Regions from separate parts of the Mus musculus genome. Here region 1 is linked to region 2. The links are chromatin loops, found by intact Hi-C in ENCODE. Cell type or tissue: left cerebral cortex. All regions are shown on one strand. Links, peaks and the distances in the headings refer to the core of each region. The heading gives the core; the rest is flanking DNA.

What was found. Hi-C counts contacts between places; a loop is a spot of excess contacts. Peaks named below come from ENCODE experiments on the same cell type or tissue, not always from the same donor. Only the 100,000 strongest peaks of a DNase experiment are listed, where the experiment ranks them.
Region 1: it touches region 2 in a loop (2.3-fold over the local background); 2 of 42 quality-filtered maps call a loop at or near these places.

What each region holds. Positions count from the first base shown.
Region 1 is chr17:52,346,773-52,352,157 of GRCm38, forward strand. No RefSeq gene overlaps it. Among named protein-coding and RNA genes, the nearest start is that of Gm41600, 45 kb to the left of the region's middle. In left cerebral cortex, for the core only: no CTCF peak of the experiment used is centred there; DNase peaks (open chromatin) are centred at 1,454, 1,918, 2,210, 2,827 and 3 more places; H3K27ac peaks cover 3,180 bases.
Region 2 is chr17:52,248,826-52,254,210 of GRCm38, forward strand. No RefSeq gene overlaps it. Among named protein-coding and RNA genes, the nearest start is that of Gm41600, 53 kb to the right of the region's middle. In left cerebral cortex, for the core only: no CTCF peak of the experiment used is centred there; DNase peaks (open chromatin) are centred at 2,675 and 3,077; H3K27ac peaks cover 309 bases.

The DNA of each region.
Region 1 (5,385 bases), core at 145-5,144, 98 kb after region 2:
TTTGTTCTTGAATGCTAAAGACGATATATTTGATATCTGTAAATCTGTCTGTACTCGTCTGTGCATGTGAATATATATACATGAGCAAAAGAAAAAAAAAAAGAAAAAAATCCCCCAAACTTCTGCTTTGACTGCAAGATTAGAGGTTCTAACTTCTTGATTATTCCTTAACAAGAACATTTTAGAGAAATCAGTATCTTTTGTCCTCATTCCATATAGATTACTGCAGTTTGCAGACAGCCCTTTTGCATATTATGTAAATAGAAAGTTACATTAACAACACTGTAGGTAATGCAGGAACATTTTTTTTTAATTTTCCCCCTTTTTTCCTCATAGAAAGAGCTCCTGATTAAGAACTGTGGCTGCTGTTCATTTTTAATTCCTTGCTGACTCCCCAAGTGCTGTCTAGGATTCCTCAAATTCTTTTCATAAAACCATTAGGTACCACCCCACCCAAAGTGGTTCCCAGTTGGCCCTGGTGAAACTTTTCAGTAGACTCTGTTCCATTACTTGAATGACAGGTAGTAAAGGTATGTGTGCTGGGGTAAGAGCTATCAAAATAAAGTCCAGTGTCCATAGACAGTAATTTTGTAAGAGGGTTGGGAATCCAAAATGGGAGTAGGAGGAAACAAACTTCCAGAACACTTCAGAGCTGAATAACTAGGCTCCTAGTCCAACAGAGAACAGGAGGAAGTGGGACAGGGGAGGAGCCTTGTGCTGACAGTCAATGTCCTGTTACATGGAAACACTTGATGCTTTTGTCCACGGATATTAGGAATTTTACGAAACTATTAGAATAATGAAATGCTGCTTTGCAAAGTGATTACCTATAAGAAACACATACACACATTGCTAATACCCCCAATGACAATGAAGCCACTCTGATACCAAGAATGGTTTTAGAGGATGGCATTTTGTTTCTAGTTGAAACAAAGCACTGAACTTGGAAAGGAAATCCATCGTTCTGGTCCCAGGGTCCCCCAAAACAGTGGAGACAGGATGTTACAGAATTGTCTAGGACCCTATGATCTCTGCAGGTCCAGTAGTTTAGCTATGTGCTAGACTTCCACCTTACAATGGAGCCAAGAAAGGCTTGATTGATCCTTCTATAATCAGGTAGAATGATCTAATTATAGCTCACAAAGCTACAAAAATTGAGGTGATTTCTTAGGCTGACCTTAAGGGGCCCACACAAATTCTCTCTGTACACAGAGACGACAATGCCTCCACACTGACAGTGCTGAGCACATTCCCTCATGCTCTTTTTGAAAATGTGTGTTGTGATTGTGTGTGACACAATTTACTTATTATTATGGCAGTAGGAGTTGAATGTGATTGAAAGCCATCAAAAGGCACAGCGTCTGAATGTCAAATATGGCTTGTCTCTAATTCCAGACAATCTGGCTGTCTGTTCCTCTTCCCCATCCACACTGATTCTCTCAGCTTTGCAGTGAGTGGCACTGAGTTTTTTGCGTTTTTCTGTTCAGGTCAACATATCCGAACATTTGGGGAGCCGGAATGAAAACCAGTTTAAAGCTGTGTTGTGAATTTCTGCTTAAATAGGTTGGGTAGGAGAACAGCAATTAAATTTTTATAAGAAAAAAAAAACCTTCCACGAAGCTTACTGTTTTCTGTATTTAACTCTTTCCCACTTCTTCTTTCCAACTTCATTAGCCTCCAAGTAAGAACAGCATATTATGGATGTCGAAGGAAGTTTTATTTAGACTTATAAGGGCTGATCTATTCCCATACTGTTTAAATTAATGTTCAAAAAAGAACTCAAACCACATTCTAACATTTGGACTATGTAAGAAGGAAACAGATTTTTTGGAGGAAAAAAAAAGATGTTGCTTTAGCTAAGCAGAATGGGCTGCAGGAGCTCAGACATGCGCAGATTTCGTTTCTAAATGTGTGTGTTATCTGATAAGATCTGGGCTTCGTGTGCATCAATTCAGAGGGTAAATGAGCCCCTGAACAACTTCCTTCTCTTCGGTCCTCCCCCTCCCCGTCTTCCTTCTTTCAGCCCCCTGCCCTTTATTCCCTTTTATTTTCATCCCTTCTCTTCCCCTTCCCCACCTTCTTTTTTTCTCCTAACATATGGACTTTCACTTTTATCTCAGACACCTGCAGCCTAAGGCTTGGAAACATTTGGGGTTTTCACCTAACCGGTTTCTTTTCCGACCAAATTAGCTTGAGAAATGCAGGGTGACTTTGAAAGCAAGAATCTCTTGAAATAGAATGGCCTCAATTTACATCAGCTATAACATTCAGAGAATTAAGTTCCCAATATCTTTCCCAAATACCACGCTCTGCCCACACATGGAAGGCCTTGTTAGGTAAGCATCCACACATGTGATCATTCCCCATCAGAAAACAGCTACAGAAGAAAACAAACTCACCGATTTCGTGTTTTCATGCAATTGATTTTTCTTCCAGTTTTTCAAGTGCAAACACTGAGACATTCATATGACTTCAGAAAGGGCTGCAAGGCCAAAATTCATATTCTCTCTCTCTCTCTCTCTCTCCCTCTCTCTGTGTGTGTGTGTTTTGCATGAGTGAATTACATTTCAATTAGCCAGCTTTTAGCAATAGTTACTTACTTTGGTGTGTTGGCTTCTATTTGTAGCATGTGTGTGAATATATTTTTTCTCATAAAGAATAATTTTAACAAGAAAAAGAAAAAAAAATAGTGAGCCAGAAAAATGTCAAAGTCTACCTTTAGAAAACACATCACCTTCTAGAGAAAAGCCGCAGCCTGTCTTCCATGTCCTAAATATTGTAGTGCTTGCCTTTGAATATAGTTGACATCATTGAGGAGGTGAATTTTAGGCTTCTTCAAGTGATGGATTACATAGAGCCAGCAGCAGCAAACCTACCCCTTCCCATGTCCTGGCATTACAAGAACCTGGGAGTTTCTTTTATGAAGCTGAATGAGAAGGATAAATGATATACTGGGTTAGCATACCTTCCTGATCACATTTGTAGTCCATAATGATTTTCAAATAGAACAAAACTCTGCCTGAGATGTTGTAATTTGTGAAGACTGTCAAACAAGTCATGGTCCCAAACCTTAAATAACCTGTTTTCTTGTCTTCAAGTCAGTCTTGCCACACTTATCTGGCCTCCAGTTCCTTTGCAAGCATCATGTGTCAGTGAATCCAGTGAACTAATCCATCAGAACTTCCGCCACTTTTCTGGGATTCCTTCCACAAGGCTTGTTTCTTATGCACCATTCACATCCAGCTTACCCAGGGGCTTTGCAGGACGGAAGTTACTTTCAGACTAACCCTGCAGGAGGAGTCAGCATACAAAGTAAACCAATTGCCCATGCCTTGACTAGATAGATGCTCTGGATCCGAGGTGATCCCCGATACTGCTGATCACAGATAACTGCAGAACTGGTCTTGGAAAAACTCTCTATGCTGATTTTTGTAGTTAGCAATGTAAGCTGTAGAATCTTGGGAGGCAGAGGCAGGTGGATTTCTGAGTTCGAGGCCAGCCTGGTCTAGAGAGTGAGTTTCAGGCCAGCCAGGGCTACACAGAGAAACCCTGTATCAAAAAACAAACAAACAAACAAACAAACAAAAACAACAACAACGAAAACAAAACAAAACCAAAAAAAATCTGTAGAGAGTTTTTCCAAGACCAATTCTCAAACTGTGAGAAAAAGAGGACATACACACACACACACACACACACACACACACAGAGAGACAGAGAGAGAGAAAGAGAGAGACAAAGACAGGGAGACAGAGAAAGAGAGAGAGACAGAGAGAGGCAGAGAGACAGAGAGACAGAGAGACAGAGACAGAGAGACAGAGACAGAGAGAGAGACAGAGACAGAGAGAGAGAGAGAGACAGAGAGACAGAGAGAGATTGAATATCCTAAAATATTCCAAATACACTTGAGAAACACTTGGCTACATTTAAACTTATCAACCCAGTCATGTGACTAGAGAAAGCCTTTGACAACTAACTCTTTTCTGAGAACCTTAGCATTCCTGTCAAATGGTTCCTAGGAGCTGGTAATATTCAAACTGTCTAAATCTGAAGGCAGTTCCAGAGATAGCAAGAAAGGTGGGCAGGAAGCAGACCCAAGTTCACTGTTATTCTACCAGATGAAGAGAGAGCTTCTTGTAGTGTCAGAGAGCTTGTTGAATGGAAACAGTCAGAGATGGTGCTCACCAGCAAACCAATGTGAAGGAGCAAAGCTCCAACAGATTCTTCTGTCAATGTCCTGAGACTTTCTGGCCACTGGAAGCATTGCATCATTAAAGGAAAAGCCCATCTAGCACCAGCAGACAGAGAATATCAAATTATTATTTCAGTCTCCAAGGGTACATTGAAAAGTAAAAAAGCATGCAGAGTGGGGTACTTTCTATGTGTTAGAATTCTATTCAGAAAGGTATATTCAGTTTTATGGTTGTCAGCTTCAAAAGGGATGGGGGCACAGAATCAAATTTTAAAACGTCGTTTTCTTCTGTCTGTATAGGCAGAAGGGCCAGACTGTGGGAGAGGGTATGCCACAACAGCCCACGCGCATCACTCCTTCCACGTCCTGCCTCACCTGCATCTCCTCTACCCCCAAAGCTACCAAAATTAGACTGTGAGGCTTATATGGCCCCAGCCCCACACGCTGGAGGCATTATCTCCTATCTGCGGTATTGAGTGCTGTAATCCTACAGCTAAATGTGGTAACCCAAATTTCACAGGGATGCTGTAGCAAGCTTGACAAGATAACCAATCTCAGCGTGTGGAGTGTGAGGTCGCAATAAGCCTGCAGGCTTGGAGCAGTGTGGATGCTTTGTGTAGCTTCTCCTACGCACTCTATAGCTTATCCATCCTCACAGAGATCACAAGAACCCTAAATAGCAAATATGGCATCTGAACTAGAACACCACCTGTTTTGTGTAAAAGGAGATGGGCTTCTGCCACTGGCTGCTTCTCTTTCATCTCCACATTTTTGGTGGAGAAGAGAGCAAGTTTTGCGTCCATCACTGTTGTCTGGCTGACAGAATTCATGTAAAATTGCTAGCTTGTCTATCTCTCATTATCTAGGTTTAGACCTAGGCCCACAGCTCCTACCCTACCCACAAAACAGCAGCTTACATATATCTTTAACATATGTTGCTTTGGACATTTTATAGATAGATGCTTACAAGTACTTGGGATCATAGGTAAGAAAAATCATTGTTCGACAAGCCTCTTTGTTCTGCATGTCAGAATATTTTTTTGTTGACTTTTGTGGGTGAAAAGAATTTCTCTCTCCCTCTCTGTATGTCTGCCTTTGTCTGTCTTTTTCTCTCACCCTCTCTGTCTGTCTCTCTGTCTGTGTTTCTGCTTGTCTCTCTGTCTGTGTCTCTCTCTCTCTCCAACCCCCTTCCC
Region 2 (5,385 bases), core at 89-5,088:
TGGAGCGATAAGGGCCCCACCCTTGAGCACTAGGAAAGAGATGACCAAGTATTTCCAGCAATCAAAAATAGACATAACAGCTGTGGTTAGCTTGCAACAACCGGAAAGGACTGGTCCCAATAATAGGATGAGTTATTCCTTCCCAGGTCAAAGATGCCCTTTTCCAGATGTATGGTCTCTCCTTTTTGTCTGAACAAACGTTATCAGTTTGAAGGTTAAGGTTCCTTTACCCCTTTACCCAGTCATGTAACTCCAAGGCTTGAAAGCCCTAGCGTGTGCATTTTTCCCTATATAAGTCCTAAGTTCCTAGACCTGAGCATTGCATTCCAACCCTGTTGCACAAGGAGGGTTGTGGCCTGAGTCCAAACTCAAATAAAAAGACTCTTGTATGCTTGCATCAATTAGAGTTGTGGTCTCTGGTGATCTCACAGAGATCTCACCAACTGGGCATAACACTTATTTTTGTCTTCATAGGTTTACATATGGTGTGCATAGATGTGAAGCCCTTTGTTGTGTCTGTTTGTGGCTTCTTTAACTTTGTGAGTGTGCAGATGAACTCTTTTTTAAATGGATTTTGGGCAGTTTCAGTCTTTTAAGTTTTAGTTTCATTTTTACTCTCTCCTATCCTAGTAGCACCTGCTGTGTTAGTATATGCTATAGTGATCATAATTCCCATAGGAGATACCCATTTTTTTAGGCTCTTCATCCTCTGTGTTCCTCCGATTGAGCCATTCTGTTGATCTGATTTGAGGCACTCTAATGTCTTTTGCTGCCAACTCTGCTCTACAACGGAGCTGCTGTGTGACTCTTTACTAAGATTACTTTTACGATTATTTTAACTATTACCACTACATTCTACCATTTTCTATTGGGAAATTATTTCTATTTCTTTATGGGTTGACATTTATATGTTGACATTTCATTAAAGTATAATCAGACAAATCTGTCCTTTGTTCTCTTAGCGTAGTTTCCTTTAGTTCTTTGAGTATGGTTATCATGGCTACTTTGGTATTTTCATATATTAAATGTAACACACAAACCATTTGATTTAACTTCTTATGTATGTATATGTGTATGTATGTATGTATATATGTGTGTGCATCTGTGTGTGTGTGAAAAGAAGATACATACACACATATGTGACACTTGCTAGATTTTTTTTTTGTATTCATCTTTTCAGTGAAAAGTAGACATTATAGATAGCATAGACATTCTAGCTCCTGGTTCTCCTGATCTCAACATTACGATTGTGTTTGCCTGACCTTTAGTTCTGTTGTTAAGCAACAGAGGAATGGAATCTATGAGGTCTCTCCCAGCCACAGAATGTAGCCTAAGAATTGTTTCTTACAAGGTCACCCCAATCCTTATCATTCTGCCACCTGCAGAGATGACAGCGCTTCAACCTAGGCTCTCCTGCATCATCATCTCTTTCTGATTTCTCTGCTAGGCTTCTTACTTGATGGCTTGCATCATATCCTAGTTGTCTGCTATTACCCAATGATTGTCAGCCTTGGCACTGTTGTGTGTAATAAGGCCCCTGGTCATACCTTACCCCTTTGTCTTGCTGATTAACTTGGGGGTTATTTTAAAAGATCATTTTCTATGGCCTGTCTGAGAGGGTTGCTGAGACACTCAGAACTTCTGCTATCGTGTTCCATGCTTACTTCTCAGTGGTTTAATGTTTTACTTGCTGTTAGCATGCATGAGTTCATGCACGAGTGTGAATGGAGGTGCCCATATTCCAGTGAAAGCCATCAGATCTCCCGAAGCAGGAGTTACAGGCAGTTGTGACTTATCCAGTGTGGGTCTGAGGATCAAACCAGATCGACAAGAGCAGTACACATTCTTATCTGCTGAGCCAACTCTCCAGCTCCATTCTTTTCCTTAAAAAAAAAACAAAAAACAAAAAACTATAAACATCTTAGCAGATACCTCAAAGATAGCTAATAGTGAAAATTAGATTCGATATTTAATGAAAATTACTTCTTTAGTAGCTACTCAATAAAATAAATTTCTTTCTATTTCCTCCCTACCCTTGAGACATAGACTCATGTGACCAACATCAGAAATCTATCACTCTCCCTATTCCTTTGGTGAATGCTGACGTCGATTTTCAGGAATTCAGTAGTTATAGAGGATTTTTCTGACTGTGGCAAGGGGTTACTTCCTGAAATATTTGCTGAGCAGATGCACACTGATAGATCTGAAGTAAGAAGTAGAGCAGCACTCTACATTTGCATAATTAACAAAACACTGGCAAGTGGCCCTGTGCATAATTTAAAAAATGTTAATTCACTATTGTTTAACTTGACCCTGGAAAATATAAAATGGAAATATTTTCTTATAAAAATCACTTTTCTTCTGCTTTATGAACATTGTGTTTTGTTGTTTCATATCTCCTCCTGCTTTCCATCTCATAAGGATAAAATTTTCATAAACATGGTGGAGAGATGAATTTACAGATGAACTTATTTTGATGTTCTGAAGTATTGGGTTCATTGAAAATAGCAGAGTAAAAAAAAAAAAACATTAAGCATATCTAGATTTCAAATTTCCATTCCTCAAATGTACATAGAATAACATCTCTTAAGAAACTGGCAAACTCCTGCACTGTCAACATATCCCACTCCCTACAGCTCTGTGGTACTGCACCACCATGACTCATTGTTTATACTCTCATCCCAACAGGACCATGAGTACAAGGTCTGTTTTTCCCACATGGAGATATTTCTGAGAAGGAAGTCTTTTTGAAAAATATATAGTCTGTCTCTTTCTCAGCTAGACATCCTGAAAATCATCTGTTTAAATCTGATCAATGGAAGCAATGAGTGCATATGCCTGAAGGGCCCTGTTTGGCTTTGAGATCTGGCATATCCCTACTTCAGCATAATACCATGTATGATAGAATATTTTCATATATTTATCTCAAAATGCATGGAATGAGATTCCTTTTGTGTCAAATTAATTATTCTGTGTAGCTAGAATGAGGTGGGAAGAGAGAAAAGATGAATCTCAGATGGGAGGGATGGAATAGGGATGAGAGTCTTTAGCAAAGCTTGGAAAGGGACAGGAACCGGCATACAAATGGAGCAGAAGTACACAGAACAGGAGGACCTGACAGTAAAAATATCTTTCACCTAGAGACACATCATCTTCAAGATCCACATGATCCCAGAGCAACAAGACTTCAGGTATAAGTGACTATGGACCAAAATTCACACCAAACTGTTTTGTGTGGGCGTTTTTCATATAGGATGACATGTAGGCAGCACAAATGTGCTGAATATAAGTAGTTGTTTCAATAAAGAAATTAAATCATTCAGTAAGTCAGCAAAACTCCTAACAAATGTAATTCTCTGTGGATCTTCTCAGGGCCTTGTTGACTAATCTCAAAAAAGGGGAACAGGAAGCAACAGGAGTCTTTGACCTGGAAATTTGCCCACAGATCCTTGAAGTACAGAAAGCACCATCTAAGCAGTAAGGTCTGAGCATGAGCTGCTGTGTTCCCAGGACCCCATGTGCTAGTGTTTTCCTTTTATTGTTAAGTTCTATTTTACTTTATTTTTTTGAGAATTTTACCCATGAATACCATAGTTTCATTATTTCTCCTCTTCCCTATCCCACCTCTAACTCTTCTCATAGCCCCTCATTGTCTCTCAAAATTCTTTTCTTTAATTAATTCTTTAATGCAATCCTACCGAGTATATTTAGTGTTGCTTGTTTGAATGTGTATGTTTCAAGGTTTAGGGCAGATCTCTTGACCTTGGAGGGTTTTGTTGTTGTTGTTGTTTGTTTGTTTGTTTGTATAATATCATATCATCTGTTGAGTAGGGATGCTTTGACTTCTTTCCCTATTTCTATGTTGTTAATCTTCTCTTGTCTTAATAATCTGAACAGTGTTTCATAGACTGCATTGAAAATGAGTAGGGATAGCAGTCAATCATGCCTTGTTCTTAACTGTTATGCCATTTCTTTAAGATTTTCTCCATTTAGGATGATGTTGGCTGTGAGGTTATCATACATATTTTTGACTATGTTAAGTTATGTTTTCTCCAAAACTATTTTAAGATTTTTTTCATAATATTTTATCTATTATTTGGGAATTTCAAATTAATAACCTTGAGCACACTCACTTCCCGGTCCATCCAGGTCTATTCTCTTCCCCACCTCTCAATGACCCCCTCCCCCATACAAAAAAAAAACCAACAAAACAACAACAACAACAAACAAGTCCAATTTGTGTTACCCATATACTTCTTGGAGCATGGTCAAACTCCCATTGGCTAGACCCTTATGTAAAACTGAGTCCTTTACCCTTCCCCTCCTCTCCAGAACTGTGGGGAGTGACTCTTCATCATTCTTATCACATTTTAGAGAGAACTCTTTAATGTCTTTATATCTAGACTGTAACTTTTGGGTGGGATACACACACACACACACACACACACACACACACACACACACACAGAGAGAGAGAGAGAGAGAGAGAGAGAGAGAGAGAGAGAGAGAGAGAGAGAGAGAAGCCTTCTATGTCCCTTTTTAGCTGTGAGTCTAGCTCATCAACACCATGGATAGCTTTCTTGCCCTTCATCATTAGTAGGGACATGGGTCATGGACTTACAATTTCTGCAAGAGCATAGACCATGGACATCCACATGAACTCCTGCATCAGCACAGACCTCAGAAAGGTTCCCAATGATAATACAGACTGTGGACATAAACATAGCCCTCTGTGCCCACACAAATCATGGACCATCCTCAGCAGCACAGGCCAATGACATCTGTATGGTCTTCATCATTAACTCTGGCCAGGAACATCAACACTACTCCTGGATACTGTAGGACCATGGACATCCTCATGAACTCAGGGCTTCAACACAGCCCAAGACAGCAAACCATGGATACCAAAATGGTCTCCAGGGACAGCACAGGCCGTAAATGCCTTTAGAGTTAGTCCATTCCAGAAAATGTCCTATTCTTCATCTTGGACATCCTGTTGTTTCTCAGAGACAGGGCAATCCTGTGCTGGGCAGAATATTGGGGGTGCAGTTTCCATCTGTACCCAGAGCTGACCTTGTGCCACAGCTCTCCATACCCAGGTCCTGCCAGGGCTTGTCTCCCAGGAGTGTTGACACACCTGTGAGCACAGATAGGACCACCACTTCTGCTCTGAGGGACCCACCCAGAGTCCCTAGAACACAGGAACTGAGGAGCAGCCAGGAACAGGATCCTTCCAGTTTCCATCTATACCCAGAGCTGACCCTGTGCCATAGCTCCCCATATCCAAATTCCTCCCAGAGAGAACTGGTCTCTCAGGAGTGCTGACACATGGGCTTACAGGAGGGACAAGCTACACTCAGAGACAGCAAGAACAGCTAACACCAG